Regions from separate parts of the Mus musculus genome. Here region 1 is linked to region 2. Evidence: chromatin loops called from intact Hi-C (ENCODE). Cell type or tissue: heart. All regions are shown on one strand. Each heading gives the region's core, and the rest is flanking DNA. Links, peaks and the distances in the headings are about the cores only. Region 1 overlaps Cyp1b1 (cytochrome P450, family 1, subfamily b, polypeptide 1). Region 2 has its middle 50 kb from the start of Gm33055.

Region 1 (5,311 bases), core at 312-5,311, 81 kb before region 2:
ACACACCATCCAAATAGCAAGGATGTCAACACAGGCCTTGGCCCCTCTTCACCAACCTGGGCGGGACCTCCCCTCTCAGAGTGTCCATCTTGTTGCTTAGGCAAGAAATAGTAGCCATGCACTCTGGAAACCTACATCAAGTCCTTGGAAGCTCACTTACGCCAACAACCCCTTAAAACTTTTTAACTTTTGTTTTCATCATAATAAAATTATATGGCCATGTAACTATTTCCATAATGAAGAATCAAATCTACCCTTCTCCATCAGTAAACTTATTGCAAGAAATCATATTGATAACCTTTCCATGCTTTTGGGGGTTGTTTGTTTGTTTGTTTGTTTTTGTTTTTGCTTGTTTATTTGTTTGTTTGTTTATTATCTTTTGAGACAGGGTTTCTAGGTAGCCCTGGCTGTCCTGGAACTCACCTGTAGATGAGGCTGGCCTTGAACTCAGAGATCTGCCTGCCTCTGACTCCTAAGTGCTGGGATTAAAGACATGCTCCACCACAAGCAACTGGGACTGACTTTTTTTTTTTTTAACCAATGTTAACTCTTTGACAATCATCTAGAAGCTGTGTTTATGCACAGTTATTCAGTTTTATTGCTGAGTCCTATCCTAGTGTATGGCTGTACCACATTCACCTTAGCTAATCACCTTTGAAAGAAATGTCATTTGGAGTTTGGATGAATTATGAATAGAGCCACCATAAACACTTAGGAAATAGGTACTTATTTCCTCACTGTAGGAGAATGCCTTGGAATCGGGTCACACTGTATCATTTTGTGTTCCCCTCGGCACTGGGTGAGAATCCTGGGAGCTTCACACAGCCCCAGGGCTTACTAATGCCAACTTGCTTGCTAAATAAATAAATAAATAAATAAATAAATGAAACCACTAGAGTGTATCTGCAATAGTATGTCCCCTGAAAGAAAGGAAACTGCTGTGACTGAAGATCACAGTCTCAATGGCTGACAAACCACCTTCTATTCCCAATCATAGGCCAGTTGGGAAGAGATGAACAGTACCAAGGCACAGCTTTCAGGGACCATCCAGACGAGCACACTTCTAAGTTATTTTCTATATTACCCCCATAAGACTGCCATACTAGAGTGTGCTCAAGCTTATTTTAGTACTCTAATCCAAAACTGTTTAGTAGTCCTGCCTTCTATTTCTTACTCTCTTACCTGAAACAAGCTAAAAAAAACAGTAGTACCATTTCTTCTTAAAGTTTGTGCTTGTCTTGTCAGGTAAAGGAGTTTGAAACATAAACTGATGCTTAGAGATTGCATAGATTTCTCCTGTGTTTTGGTGTGTGTGCCTGTATGTGCATCATCACTGGCATGGGCGTATTTGGAGGTCAGAGGACAGCATTGGGATCTCTTCAGTCACTGCTCCATCTTACTTTTTGAGACAGGATCTCTCACGGAAGCCAGAGCTCACTGTTCCAGCTGCTCTGGCCTTCGAGCCCTGGACTTCTCCTGTGTCTCTCCCCCGTGCCAGGGTTACAGATGGGCACGGCCACACCTGGCTTTTGTGTGAGTGTTAGGATCCAAATGCAGGACTTCGTGCTTGCACTTTGCATAGTGAGCCATCCCTTACCCCCCAAATAGTTTAATCCAAAATACAACAGAATTGTTTTTGTATCTGAATATATTTAGTTTTCCTTCTTTTTCCTCTTCTCTCACGGGTGACTAAGACACCCAAGCCATACAGCAAAGTTTCACTGAACTTGAATAAGAGAGGGCTAAAAGCCAGTTAGTTTCTGGAACACATATGCAAAAAGGTGGAGTGTCCCCAGAACAGCCTTTCTGAGCTTCCAGGGAGTTCATCTGGCTGATGCCCAGAGCTGCCTTCACGCCCACCTGCATCAAGCCTGAACTCTATTCGATGAATTGGGTTTACTCTCTCCCACTTCCTGTCCCCAAACAAAAAACTTGATCCCATGGAGGTTTTAGGCTTTTTCCCACCAAGAAATTATTTCTCTTACTTGTCCTTAACGGATATGACCATTTTCCAAGAACCTTTTATCATTTCTCTGAAAAATGAGTGTCTATTCTTCAAGCCCAACTCACAGCCATCCCTTTGGCTGCTGAACTGATGTTCCCAGCCAAAGTATCAGTGGCATGAAGCGCTGCCTTGGCTTTCCTGCTTGTTTTCCTGCTTTTCTAATAACAGGAGTGGTTGTCTGGAAGAAGTGAGGATCTCTGGCATTGCAGGGCCCTGACGCCTATGTGTGCAGAAGTGAGGCCCAGGCTATGGGTCCTGTGACACTGTGTCACTTACCAAATAAACAGGGCCTCAGAAAACCATTTCCACATCGTGCATGGGAGACGTTTCTCATCTGTCCTGTTCTACTGGGCACCAGCTACTCTTACTAATCAAGCTACACAAATCCTAACAATAAATGAACTGCACGCTCAAAGAAAGGACCAGCATGCTGTGGGTGGAGATCATCGTAGCCTGCATTTTCAGATAGAGCAGAAATGTTAGGTCCCGCATGGTAAGAATTCAATCCAGTCTTTCAGAGTTACAAGTTTAACTCTTTGTTGGTCTTTGTAAGTTTAGTAATGTAAAGACCATGAATTTGCTGGAAAACTGGATGATGAAAAACTATTGAATTAAGAAACTGGAAAAAGTAAAAGAGAAAACAGGCTAGAGTATGGGATGACCCAAGAAAATGTTTGTAATGCATTTTCTCTCTTTTCTTTTTAAACATTAGAGAGTAATGCACTGGTATCTAACAATGTTGAAGGCAGGTACACACCACATTGTGGTGTGAAAGCTGGATTAATACATGTAGGGACTGCTGGAACTGTATACCACAGTGTTTCAATGCAAGACACATGATCACAGTAGAAATAAATGACCAATTAGACTGTATTTCCTGTAACATAAAAAAAAAGAAATTTCATAGGATTATGACATTGGGTTTTATTGTTTAGGTAACAATGTTTCATGAGAGATAATGAAGACAGAACATTTTAAATTTTGGTATATCAAAGGTAGAAGCTACATGTTAGTTAATTCTGTGTACGGAGGATCTGTGTGCACTGTATCAGCTATATACATGTTAAGAACATATATGACAAAGTACAATAACACAAGAAGCAGCTAAATGGGGAGTTATTCCTGGGTTATTATCACCTGGTAACATACACCTTTTACCATACAATTGTGTCACAGCGAAAAGCATACTAATTAGCATACATGGTGATCTATCTGCTTAATGTAGTACAGCCCTGGTGGGAATGCATAAGAGTGTGCTAATATTTCACAGGTCAAGGCTAAGTTCTGGGGCATGAATTCTTGTGATTAATCCATCAAACACACCTGAGGCATCTGTTTTTGTTTTGGGGGGAAAAGCAACGTTCTGACACAGTCCAAGCTATACTGTACAGATGAGGCATTTAATGAGACATGCTTTTGCCGCACTGATCTGAAGTAGATACTCTGAGGAACATGGTGAGCAGCAAAAGAAGTCCCTCTGTGGCAGAAACAAAAGCAGGCTTTCTGACTAAGCCTGTAATCTATTCGAGCTTCCAAATATGACAATTATTACTCTTTCCTGGCTTGTACCCTTCTTCCTTTCACTAGGTTCTAAATATAATAAACAAAGTAGCCCCCTCTACTTTCTCCTTTGCTGAAAGCATCAGATGAAAATGACCCCTACATTCACAAAACATCCGGGTCTGGTTGGTTTAATAAGGAGTCCAGACTGATACATGAAGACTTTCACTATTGTAAATTTCTCATAGTAAAAGGGCCATGGAAGCTCAAATCACCGTCCCAGCCTTACTAAGGCGCATGCTTTTAAAATGTCTGAAAAACTTAAAAATTATTGCATAGAGTTAATTTTTGTTGAAATTAAGGCCTTTAAAATACTGACACAACCTGCGTATCACATTCAAGGGGTTCTGTTGTGGAGAAATTTAAATAAGGTTTACATTGTAATTTTTTATAATTCAACTTGCAACCACAAAATAGATGGGGGAGATAGGAGGAAAGGGCCAGGGCTCCAGCCACTCTTAAGAGACACTTGAAGGTAAAGCCTGCCACTCAAAACTCCTTTTGTCTAAACATTCATGCCTCAAATTTTATACTTCAGGAAACTAATTTGGAGTGAATGGGGACCATCTAGACTTCTCTCTTCTCCTCATGCTTTCTCTGTCTTGCAGCCTCTGCACACAGAGACTATCGCACTCCCCTTCCTTTGTAATTTTGATAGGAAAATTCCAAGAAGCCTAATGAAACAGAGCCAGCAGTAAGCTCTCTGAGTGCTGAGGGCTTCTTTTGTTCAGGCTAATCGAAATGAAAACAGAAATGGGAAACCCCCCACGGGCCCTGTCCCCACTTTTCCACCCATCCAACGCTTCTCAAAGGGCTTTCGGATTGTTTACATAATCGGAATACATGTATTTCTAACCTCTCTCAGCTTCCAGGAAGTGGCTGCTCATCGTGGTGTGCCATCCTAAATAAAAGAAACTGATTTTAGGCATCTCTGCTGTCTCAAGAAGCAGTTGTTAAACAACCTCCCAAGACAATCTTCAGATTCTGACTTTAAAAACAAAAACAAAAGACACACAGACTTTAATACTCAACTTAAAAAACAACTACAACAACAATAGTAAGAACTCGGAAAAAGAAACTACCAATTACTGGTTGTAGTGAGCCTCCTATCATATGGTCTCTAATGAACACCCAGAACATTCATGGCCTTTATTTACTTATCATTTATTTATTTTTACATTTGGCATTTGTTCTTAGGCAAAGGTTAGGTTTCTCACCTTCTGCGAGATAATGATCACATTTTCTCTAGCTTCAACTGGAACGAAATAATCAAGATGGATTTTAAACTAATTTAAAAATCGAAGCAAACCAAGAATTTGTAAGCTTAACATATTAATGGGGTCAATTCCAAAAGAACCATCCATGTTGTAACTACAATTACCAGATCAGAACATATTTCGCTGGTTTAGTTTTGAGATTTGTCCCTTGTATGAACTATAAATAAGAAAAGACTGTTCTGTTACTCAGTTCCCTGATGTCAAAACGGATTGATTTAGTCAGGCTCGTTTCCTGGAATTGGGCAAATTTCACTCAACTGATTATACTTTTTGGTTTGCAATATGACATAAGAAATATATTATTCAAGTGTTTTCCTGATTGAATAGTTAATATTCATATGATGTTTATGAGCAGTTAGGTAAATTTTTATATGCATTGAATACTATTTGGGAACACTGGGTTCCTTTTTTAGTTTATCAGACTTATTACTGAAACCAGTTCATTACAATCCCAAACTTGAAACCGTAA
Region 2 (5,384 bases), core at 118-5,117:
ATCTGAAGAAAAATCAACAAAGTGTAAGTAGTAATGGGAGAAGTGAGAGATGAGCTGTAATTGTTCTGAAAATTACAAAGCCATGAAATTGGGTAGGAGCTTGCAGTGTTGCTTTGGGGTATAGTTACGGCCTTGTATATCTATAAATGGGAGTTTATCCCTGAAGAAGAAGAAAATAGAATTGTATATAAAATAAGTACAGATAGGAAGCATCAAGATCGAAATCGTTCCTCTGTTCATTTCTTCATGCCACTCCTCCCATCATAAAGGGTCTCTAGTATCATCTGCCATCAGCAGTCCCATGATTTCAGGGTCTTCTGTGTTCCCACTATGAGCCGAACATTCCTCAAGAAAATCAAGAATGCTGAGAAGAAGGACCAGGCCGAGAGTCAGCCATGGATAAGATCTTTGCCAACTCTGAAGTATCAATTACATCTTAACTTGTTTGACTCTCAGGATTAGCTGACATACATTAGCTCAACACACAGAAAAAAATCTCTTTCAACGTTATTGAAAGAATGACAGATAACATGAAGTTGTGGGTGCAAGAGAAATAGAGAATAAGTGTCCTCAGTTTGCACAGTGGAAATGATCTGCAGGAGAGCACTCTCAGGCACCACCAGTGCAAACCCTGCATGCTGAGGATTTCTTAAGTGAACTAGAATATTTCATCTTTAAGTAATCCATTGTCCAGTTGCAAAGTGAAGCCTTCTTCCTATCTCTCTACACTTAACAGTGTGGTGCTTTTTAAACATGCCTTGCCAATTCCATGTTAAATGAAACTTTACATGGTAATTTTAGTTACATGTTTTGCCAGGTAAAACAGAAAGCCACTGGGAAAATAGCTTTGGTTTTAATACCAAGTGCCCATGTTGCATTCTAGGCAATGGAAATGACAACTGTACCCATCAGAGATCCAAATGAGGGGTGTGGGGGTGCAGAACTAACTGTGTGGAAGGCCTGGGTCGTGGTGGGGATTTCACCTCCATTGTCTTTGTCACCCATAAGTCCTTTGTCCCCAAAGCTATTCCTGTTGTTCAAGTCTCCACATTAAGGTTCAATGTGGTGTTCACTTTGTAATGTAATGTTCATTGTGATGTAATGCTCATTGTAATGTTAGTGTGGATGAATCGGGGACCCCCTCCCCCCACCCCACCCCCAACTGAAGCATCCCTGTGTTGGATGTGACGTGCCTTCCTGCATCTCACATCACTTTCAGTTGAACACAGCACCACATCTGGGTCAGAATATTCCCAGAGATAGGAAAACACAGTGTCTACAGTTTGGTTTGTCCATCTGTGCCTATGTTGCCCATCTTCTTGGTATAACACTCAAAGAATAAGTGCTCAGCTCAACGTCTAGATGGTTCCTCACTGTTTATTCTATTCAAGGTTTAGAACCTTGGGTTATATATTAGAGTATTTGATCCACTTTTGGGTGATTTTTCTATGAGATAGAGGTTTGCTTCTGGGTTTATTGTACACGTGGATGACCAGCTTTTCACAAGACCATGCGTTGAAGAGGTTTATTGTTTCTCTACTGTATATTCTTGGATAATAGCATTAAAACTTCTCAAAAATGAAGAAACGATCTTATCTCAAACAATCTCACTTCCTTGTACAGTTCCAAGGAAGTTGAAATCAAAATCTCAAGGGTGTTTCTGCCTTCTCATGTTCATTTCTGAACAATTTGTCATAGCTGAGATGTCGAAATACCCTACATGTCTCCCCATAAAATAATAATAAAATAAAGAATAAAAGAATGGAATGTGTGTGTGCACAACACAGTAGTAATCAGCCTTGAAAACCTTGCAATGTGTAACAACTTGGATGAGTGCTGCAGATGCGATGTTCGGTGAACTGAGTCAGATGAAGAAGACAAACGCTTCATGCTCTCACTTCCACAAAGAATCTTAGAACACCACACTCACAGAAACAAAACTCGTCACCTTGTCCTGGAAGCCTGACTGGGGTAACTGAGAAATAAAGAAAGACAGACACACAAACACATGAACAGAAAAGCTGGGATCAAATAGGCTGTGCTCACTCTGACGGAGCCATGGCTGCCAGGAAATTCCGTGTGTTGTATTGTGTCAGCACATGCGGGAGAGTCAGCTAGTCTGTGTAGGGAAGCAGTCTCCCATGGCAGTTATCCAGAAGGAGGAAGCTGCACTTGCTAAGTTTTGCTCACACTGATAGGTCCTTCGGGTCCTGTCAGACTGCAGAAAGGGTTTCCATCTGTCTGAGTCTGCCTGGGGTAGGCTTTGCTGCACCAGTGGACCCGAGTCACTGAGGTCTTTGACATGCCTATGTCCATGTTAATAATACATTTTTGCTCAGGATTTAACCGGCTCCCTGCAAGCTGGAAGAGGGGAAATAAAGGTGGGAGAAGCTGGGGTACAAAGCCCAAGCTGTGCATGGTCAGTAAGTTCTGGAGACCTACGTACACTGGGAGAGAATAAGGATGGATGAGATCAAGGGTAAGACACTAAAATTGAGTTGTGGAAAAGAAATTGAGGAGTTAGGGGAGAGGAAAGTTTAAAACTCATAAATGAGAACTCCTCTAAGCTGGGAAGAGCAAGCAAACACAAAACCCTTGGAGCCCGAGGAGAGGACATGAAGCATTTCCTGTGTGGTAACAATCTTGGTTGAGTTGAAAGAAGAGCGTTGAACTTCACATGAAAACAATGTTCAAGGAGATGGTGGGTGGGGGGTATGCTGTGGTGTCAAATACATCCCAGTGCTCAGGGGACTCACCCTGGAGGAAAAGAGACAGGGAGAAAGGAGTGGGGTTAGAGGTAAGGAAATGCATGCAAAGAGAGTCTAGATGAAATGCTAAAAGAAAGCAATATTCAAAGAAAGATCAACGCACAGAGATGCAAAAAAGAATATTTTAGCAGTTTCCTTTTCTATGGTCTATTTCAGAATTCACCCAAAGCCAGCTGCTGATCTGTCTGTTTAGATTTCTCTCCATTCTGCTCCCTGCTTTCTAACCAATAGACTGTGTTTGAAGAGTCTAAGGAAGGAGAAGTGAAATTCAAATAACCCGATTTTCCTGACTGTTGGCCTTTTTGTTAAGGGTTCTAAGCTAGAAGACGTGGGCTTTTTATTTGGTTGATCCTCCTTTGAGCTGTTGGCTCCCCTCATTCCCCCAGCTTACCACATCAAGTCTTGTTTAGGTACAAAAGAGAAAGACTCAACAAACACTGGAAGACGTTGACTCTACTCTGTTCCTTCTAAACATCCACGTCATCAGAATCCTAGCAACTTCTCAGCACAAATGCATACCTCAGTCCTACGGATACAGTCCTTGGTGTGTGTCCACTGGGAACTGAATCCAACTGGATTTTAAGTTTGTATCAGCAAAGAATTTTGAGGCATCTGTATTATATAATGCCAACAATAATGTAAATAAGAGGACTTCTTGTTTATGAAGATTTATTTAACTATATGTATGTGTGTATGTATGTGTGAAGAAGTGTGCATATGAGTGCAGGTGTCTGAGGAGACCAGAAAAGGCACTGGACCCCCTGAAGCTAGCGTTACGGGCACTTGTAGTCATGCAGATGCTGATGTTACAAGAACATTAAGTGCTCTTAACTGCTGAGCCATCTGTCCAGCCACAGCAAATAAAAGGAATTCTAAACTGCTCAGAAAGATAAGCTGTTTTCAAACTTTTAGAAGTTAATATCCACATGTGAAAAAAAAAGCCCCCAATGAAGACAAGTGGTATTTCTCTGTTCATTAAAACAAGCTCAGTGTGGGAGTGCTGTAAACATCTTCCCAGCTCTAACCTAACCCTAACCCTAACAAGTTTGTATTATTTTAATATTTCAAGTCATTCCCTAAACGGCCCTGCTTTTCCAGCACAAAAATATGTCAGGTTTTTACTATGACTTACAAAACTACAGAAAGGCAGAAAAGGATATGTGCATCTAATGTTTATATATATATATATATATGCTGATGATTTAAAGATCTCTGAGGATAGTGAAGATTATTAATGTACTTTGGAAAAAGAGCTCTTGTTAAGCCCAGCTTAGTGTCAGAGTCTCCTCTCTTGCAACCCCTGCCACCACAGACCAAAGTCCCTTCCCTATCACTATGATCCACAATCTGGGGACAGATTCAACATCCATCTGGAGAGGCAGCAGCCTTATGTGGCGCCCAAGGCGTTTATAGGACTATCCCAAGCTATCTAGAAGAAATATGTCTTGTCTGCACCTTAGTGATAAGCATTTTTAAGAGTTATCAACAGAAGAGAAATTTTCTTCTTTTGCCTTTGAAAACTGAAAGAGCCAAGAAGTAGCAGAGAGAACAAAGAAGCTCTGTGGTTCGGCTCCATGCTGTCACAGGCTTTCACCTGAAAATCTACATTGCACCGAGCTCCCACCTGACTCTCAAAAGTGGGCCATTTAACCCGAATTCAACTCAAGAACTTGTCTGAGTTTCATTTTCAGACACAGTGAGGGCAAGATCTCTGTGAAGCTAAAACTGAGAGCGTTTGCCCTGTGCACTGTCTACTACTGAACGCAATGCCGTTCACACTCCTCGGTTGTTGCATTGCCTCCTCTGCTCTTCCTCTTCGTTTGTCTTGGAATAATCACATCATAATCCTATTGTCAATATCTGAGGGGTTTAGGTTAGGGTATGACAAAAAAGAAAAAAAAAAATCAAATTTAGTCATTCGCACGCCAAACCCACAGAGTGACATTCTTCTTGACTGGACTCAGTTAGGATCTGATGCAGAAGAATTAAAAACTGTGGTGAAGAAAATTTCAGAAATTAACATAAAAGGTAGACTGGCAACCCTCAACCTACCTGGGCTTCATTCAACCAAAGGAGCATGCTCAGAAAGCCCAGTCTCAGAAGAGCTAGGCATAGGGGTGGCTATGGTAAGGACCCATAAAAGGTCACTGTGGATCAGGCTTTGTCCCTTTCTTGTCTTCTAGGAACCAGGCTGCGGATGAAAGGTGGCACACTTCTGTGTCTCCCTTAATAAAACATCCTCTTCCCTGTAACTACCCATGTGTCACGGCACAATTTGTAGTGAAGAGGCACAAGAAACAAGAACCTCAGAGCTCCAGCTGTGGCCCTCTCAGCCTACATCGATATATGTTAAAGATCTGGGCTAAACATCTGGAAAGACAAACTGAAGTCAGCTAAGCAATTGACTCAACTTCTCGATTAACCATGCATATTTCTCTCTCTCTCTCTCTCTCTCTCTCTCTCTCTCTCTCTCTCTCTCTCTCTCTCTCTCCCCACACACACACACACTGTTCTTGTCTGACAAATCCTCACTTAGACTTTCCTGGCCCCAACATAAATTTGATCCACTTCTTGATCTCCTTCTTCCATGAGCTTAAAGAAAAGACAGTAATTGTG

What was found. Peaks named below come from ENCODE experiments on the same cell type or tissue, not always from the same donor. Only the 100,000 strongest peaks of a DNase experiment are listed, where the experiment ranks them.
Region 1: a loop joins it to region 2, with 2.5 times the contacts of the local background. A loop is called at or near these places in 1 of 42 quality-filtered maps.

What each region holds. Positions count from the first base shown.
Region 1 is chr17:79,704,036-79,709,346 of GRCm38, forward strand. It overlaps Cyp1b1 (cytochrome P450, family 1, subfamily b, polypeptide 1), which reads right to left. Exons shown (of 3, transcript NM_009994.2): 3 at 2,905-5,311. Among named protein-coding and RNA genes, the nearest start is that of Cyp1b1, 8.4 kb to the right of the region's middle. In heart, for the core only: no CTCF peak of the experiment used is centred there; a DNase peak (open chromatin) is centred at 2,246; H3K27me3 peaks cover 311 bases.
Region 2 is chr17:79,784,743-79,790,126 of GRCm38, forward strand. No RefSeq gene overlaps it. Among named protein-coding and RNA genes, the nearest start is that of Gm33055, 50 kb to the left of the region's middle. In heart, for the core only: no CTCF peak of the experiment used is centred there; a DNase peak (open chromatin) is centred at 2,159.